Regions from separate parts of the Homo sapiens genome. Here region 2 is linked to region 1. A link is a loop called in an ENCODE intact Hi-C map of the cell type or tissue named here. Cell type or tissue: ascending aorta. All regions are shown on one strand. Links, peaks and the distances in the headings refer to the core of each region. The heading gives the core; the rest is flanking DNA. Region 1 overlaps RASA2 (RAS p21 protein activator 2). Region 2 has its middle 93 kb from the start of RNF7.

Evidence for each region. Peaks named below come from ENCODE experiments on the same cell type or tissue, not always from the same donor. Only the 100,000 strongest peaks of a DNase experiment are listed, where the experiment ranks them.
Region 2: a loop joins it to region 1, with 2.4 times the contacts of the local background. A loop is called at or near these places in 14 of 110 quality-filtered maps.

The regions. Positions count from the first base shown.
Region 1 is chr3:141,581,188-141,584,105 of GRCh38, forward strand. The region is part of intron 17 of RASA2 (RAS p21 protein activator 2); the gene reads left to right. Among named protein-coding and RNA genes, the nearest start is that of RASA2-IT1, 58 kb to the left of the region's middle. In ascending aorta, for the core only: no CTCF peak of the experiment used is centred there; no DNase peak of the experiment used is centred there; H3K27ac peaks cover 1,386 bases.
Region 2 is chr3:141,643,350-141,646,267 of GRCh38, forward strand. No RefSeq gene overlaps it. Among named protein-coding and RNA genes, the nearest start is that of RNF7, 93 kb to the right of the region's middle. In ascending aorta, for the core only: a CTCF peak has its summit at 1,689 (motif pointing left); a DNase peak (open chromatin) is centred at 1,712.

The sequences.
Region 1 (2,918 bases), core at 164-2,663:
TTTATTCTGGAATTGTTAATATTTATTTCATATAACATGGGGAAATAACATTTTATATATATTATTATTATCAATCCCCAGTTTAAATAATAATGTTTAAACTGTTCATCAAAAAGGCTTCCTTTTTCTTTTTTCTTCTTCCACAAAGCTGTGCTTTTCAGCTTTGAAAATACCTAAATAAGTTTAACAACAACTACTTTTGCCAGTGCATTAGAAACACAAATTACAGATGTCTAGGGTTAGGATTTCTCAAAGTGACACTATTGGCATTTGGGGCCAGATAATTCTTGATTCTGAGGGGCTGGCTTGTGCGTTTCAGGATATTTAGCAGCATGCCTGGCCTCTACCCCTTAGACGCAAGAAGTATGCCCCTGTTTTGACAGCCAAACATGCCTCCAGGTATTGCCAAATGTTCCTTGAGGGACAGAATTGCCTCTGGTTGAGAACCTCTGGTCTCTGGGGGTAAAGGCTTTGTATGGTGCCTGATGTAGAGTGGGCACTTAATTGCCATAGTAAAAAATATATACATTATTGAACATTTAATGAACAATATAAATTTATGGTAGTAACCTGAGGAAAATTACTATAAATGTACAAAAACCTGTAGTATATAATATCCTAACACAAGGCCTGCAGCATACAAAAATCACTGTACTTAGAAGTTCAGAATGTTTTGAAAGGATCTTTAATTTCTTGAGTCTTTAGTCCTGAATCATCTAAACAAAATATAGCATTATCGTAAAATGCTGAAAATTTATAAAGAAAAGTTACCTTTGAAGTACTCTATCCCATATAGTCTAGAAGTTAAGAATTAAAAAATAAGGAAAGAAATGAATTACATCTAAACTGGGCCTGAAGAAAGTACTGTATTTTATGTATCACAGTCTTAACTTAATGAATCCAAATTAGCAAAGCCAAATGTTAAAGACTTCATTCAATTTCTGTAGCACAACTAGCAGTTGGTTGCCAGAGTATTTATTTTGTTGAGATACATGTTTGAGCCTTTTTTTATACTTAGGATTCTTACAGAGACTTAGTAAGTGAAAAATGATGATTTAAAAAATTCAAGTCCGTTGGAATATTTTTCATCTGGAATAGTGCCTGTTTAACCAAAATTTTTTTAGGCAACCATTGAAGGCTTTTGAGGAGAAAGTCTTTCAAAAGAATAGGCAAAGAAAAAGCTGCCCTTTTATTTTTCAGACATTGTTGAAACATTTGTGACACTGTAGGCAGACTTTTATTGGCAGGATTATGATGTACTGTCTTTTGTTTGAGGGTTGTTTTTCCATGTTTTGTGACTGAGGCTACGGTAGCATCTGATCTTTTTTCCCCTGATATAATCAGAATGTTTAGAGTTGATAATGTCAGTGGAGAAAGGATTTAAGGGTTCCAGGAGTTTAGTCTGTTCCTGATCTACTCTGGGTCACCCACTCACATTCTAATGGACTATCGCCATAGTGTGCCTCTGTCTCAGATTTGGTTCTAGATCCCTAAGCTGACATAGGGTATTTTGCCCTAATATCCTAGTTTCCTTTATTATTTAGTAGTTACAACAAGATATGTGCAGTGCTATAAAGTGTAAAAGCTTGTGAAGCTCAATTTCTCATTTTATATTGGCACTCTGCCTAGTGACATTTACTATTGATGCAGAAGAAAATAAGAGTATAACTGAATCATATGCTATTCCCTGCAGAGTTTAGAAAGGATAACCTGGATAGTTCTATAAACAAGGTGACCATATAATTTGATGTCTAAACCAGAACACTTTTAAGAGTGAAAAATACTATTAGTGATTATTCTGGGATGATAGGAATGGTCCTGATAGGGATGGTCCTGAGCAAACTGGGACCTATAGTCACCCTGCCTATAGTCCATCTTAATTACTGGGTTTTCTTTCACTTATATCTCTGTATTTACCCCATAGTTCCTTAAGAATTATAATAAATAAATTATTGGCTGGGTGCAGTGGCTCATGCCTGTAATCCCAGCACTTTGGGAGGCCGAAGCGGGCAGATCACCTGAGGTCAGGAGTTGGAGACCAGCCTGGCTAACATGGTGAAACCCTGTTTCTACTAAAAATACAAAAAATTAGCCAGGCCTGGTGGCACGTGCCTGTAATCCCAGCTACTAGGGAGGCTGAGGCGAGAGAATCGCTTGAACCCAGGAGGTAGAGGTTGCAGTGAGCCGAGATCATGCCATTGCACTCCAGCTTGGGCAACAAGAGCAAAACTCTGTCTCAAAAAAATAAAATAAATTATTATAAATAATAAATATTTGCTAACAAATCAGTGACTTCAGGTATATATTAAGAAATAAAATATTCACATAACTCAGACTCCATTAGTGCATGGTCCATCTGGGAGAGTCGATGCTGTGATAGGGCGCTTCTTCAGTTCCCTTGGATACTTGTACCCACATTACCCACATATAATGCAAAAGGAACTCTGTTCTTGTTCTTTCACTTACCAATATTTTCTCCCAGCAAACAGAAGTAAACATTCCATTTCAAAACTCCTTAAGTCTGAGCTCTGGCAGGCAATTGTCAGCCAGTCTTAGGAGAAAATGGCTGTGCCTACAAATTCCACTTTAGAATAGGCACTGGAGCCTCAATACTATCCTTATTGGAATGTGGTTTGTTTTTAAGTCCTAAGCAGAATAATGTAGAGAAGTATAAAGGAAAAAGCAAAGAAATGCAGACCCTCTCTGAGTTTCTGAGTTTGTAATATCCATCTAATGAACTAAATAAATGGATAGCTCATTTAGGGGGCAAAATAGGATTCTTCTTTAAGAACAAGAATTGTTCCTCAAAATCAAAGTAATGGTAGATTAAAAAAAAAGAAGAAGAAAAGAAAAGAATTGTTCCAGCCAGGCACGGTGGCTTACGCCTGTAATCCCAGCACTTTGGGAGGCCGAGGCAG
Region 2 (2,918 bases), core at 300-2,799, 62 kb after region 1:
ACCCAGTAAAGCAGTCAGAATCCATGGAAACTTAAACTGGCTTTAACTTTTAGCTGTTTTGGTCTCTCAGCAGGAATCAGGCAAAGAATCTCAGAGGAGTCTGCTAACCTCTCAAAAGTGACAACTGGGATAAGAATGTCAGAAATCCCTCAACTACCCTAGTTATTGGAGAATGAGGGTATTGTGGTGCATTGACTGCTTTTTATTAAGTAATCTACATTTTGGAAGGCTTTCTGTTGCTTTTTCTTCTATGGTGGTTAATGATTTTGTTAAATCCAAAGAGGTAGTAGCAACTAAGAATGTGGGTTTGGAGTCTGACCAACCTGGTTGGAAGCCAGATTCTATCCCTTTTAGTTTTAGTAGTTTCCCTATCTAAATAAATGGACTATAATTTCTTTTTTCTTTCTTACTTTTTTTTCTAGAGACAGGGTTTCACCATGTTGCCCAGGCTGGACTCAAACTCCTGGGTTCAAATGATCCTGCCACCTCAGCCTTAAATGTACCATAATTTCTTAACCACATAGTTTCTATTTCTTTACATTTATGAATAACACTATATCAAATATCTTCGTATGAAAATGTTGGTTCCCTGTGGCAGACACCATTGGCAGCTTACCCAAAAGAAATTTACCCTCCTTCCTTTGGAATGCTACCCCACTGGTATTCAGGCAGCCATGTTCCTGCTGGGCCTTGAATGGCCTGAGCCCATCATGGAGATCTCACTCCTCTTTGTTAATGATACACACCCAGAAGGTGAAGGGAAGTGTTTACAAGCTTCTCAGAAAGGCATTTTTGGAGAAGGTCTGTTTTGCCCCACTCTCTTCTTTTGTATTTGTCCATTGTCAAATGAGAATAGGATGCCGCGAGTGCTACCATGAGGGGAGACAACACGTCCCCCCAACTCTGGATGGCAGAGTGGGAAAAGAAAGATCCCAGGTTCTTTGTTATACCATGGGGACACAAAACCACTTCCAGGATTCCTTACTACCTAACTTATATGAGCAAGAAATGTCTGAATGCTGCAGTCACATTAGCTGAGTTTTTTTGTTTGTTTGTTTCTTTTTGACAGAGTTTCGCTCTTGTTGCCCAGGCTGGAGTGCAATGGCGCAACCTTGGCTCACTGCAACCTCTGCCTCCGGGGTTCAAGTGATTCTTCTGTCTCAGCCTCCCCAGTAGCTGAGATTATAGGTGCGTGCCACCACGCCTGGCTATTTTTGTATTTTTAGTAGACACGGGGTTTCATCATACTGGTCAGGTTAGTCTCGAACTCCTGACCTCAGGCGATCTGCCCGCCTCAGCTTCCCAAAGGGCTGGTATTACAAGTGTGAGCCACCGCGCCTGGCTGAGTTTTCTATCACTGGCAACTGAAAGCATTTGAGCTCTTACACCTAAATTTAATTTATTTCCTAGAGTAGGTTCCCACCTGTGGAACTTGTAGACCTCATCTATACAGGCAAATCTCACTCGAGAAAAGCCTCCATTTATACCCCCATCAGCATATAGGAGACTACCTTCTCACCACAGTCTCTTCAATATTGAGTCACTGAGTATTACAGACTATCATTCTTTAAAAATCACTGCTAATTTGGTAGGCAGAATCTGCTATTTCAAAATTAGTGTTTGCTCAACTGGAGTTGGTGGAGCACAGTGTGATTGGACTTGGCATAAGAGAGCCTCCTGGCGGCCCGCCCAGGCACTGCAGGAAGAGGTGTGGTCAGTATAAGGCTTCCAGAAGCAGTGACAGTGACGGGTAAGGGTCAACAGTGAACTCACATGGGAAGGATCAAGAGCTCTTCCAGGTGAGGCCAGAAATGTGAGGGCAAGGGTGTAAAGCTGGCCTGAGCCGGCAGGAGGTGACCTGGGATCACAGACAAGGGCCGGCCCCAGGGAGGAGTGGCCCTCTGGAAGGCCCCAAAGTCTTGTGTCTTCTCAGCCAGATTGTGTGCCTCTGCACTGTGTTCCACCCAGACATGATCTTAAAGATGCTCCTTAGCCCCTGAGGATCTTTCTTTCTCTCTCCCTTTTTTTTTTTTTTTTTTTTTTTTGAGACAAGGTCTCACTCTGTTATCCAGGCTGGAGTGCACTGGCACAATCTCAGCTCACTGCAACCTTGACCCCCTCCAGGCTCAAGCCATCCTCCTGCCTCAGCCTCTCGAGTAGTTGCGACTGCAGGCGTGCACCACCACACCCAGCTAATTTGTGTATTTTTTTTGTAGAGATGAGGTCTCACTATGTTGCCCAGGCTGGTCTGAAACTCCTGAGCTCAAATGATATGCCCAACTGGGCCTCCCCAAGTGCTGGGAGTATAGGTGTGAGCCACCACACCCGGCCAAGATCTTTCTTGATAAAACCCAAAAAAGAGGATGGACTTGGTGCTCACGCCTGTAATCCCAGCACTTGGGGAAGCTGAGGTGGGCAGATCACCTGAGGTCAGGATTTCGAGACCAGCCTGGCCAACATGGTGAAACCCTATCTCTACTAAAACTACAAAAAATTAGCTGGGCTTGGTGGTAAGTGCCTGTAATCCCAGCTACTCGAGAGGCTGAGTCAGGAGAATTGCTTGAACCCGGGAAGCAGAGTTTGCAGTGAGCCAAGATCATGCCTCTGCACTCCAGCCTGGGCAACAAAAGCAAAACTCCGTCTGAAAAAAAAAAACAAAAAAACAAAAACAAAAACAAAAAAAACCCAAACAGGAAAATTGAGGAGGCCAAGATGACCTAACTACTGTAAACTGTCTGCTCAAATTTTAAACAGAGCCAAAATTAAATATGGGAATTAAGTTTCCTTACATTGAAACTCAGAAGCAACACTTGTGCCTTTTGTATCAGTCAGAGTTCAGTCAGAAAGACAGAAAACACTCCAGTTATTTCAAACAGAGAAAATTTAATTTGGGAATTTCTTTTCTTTTTTTTTTTTTT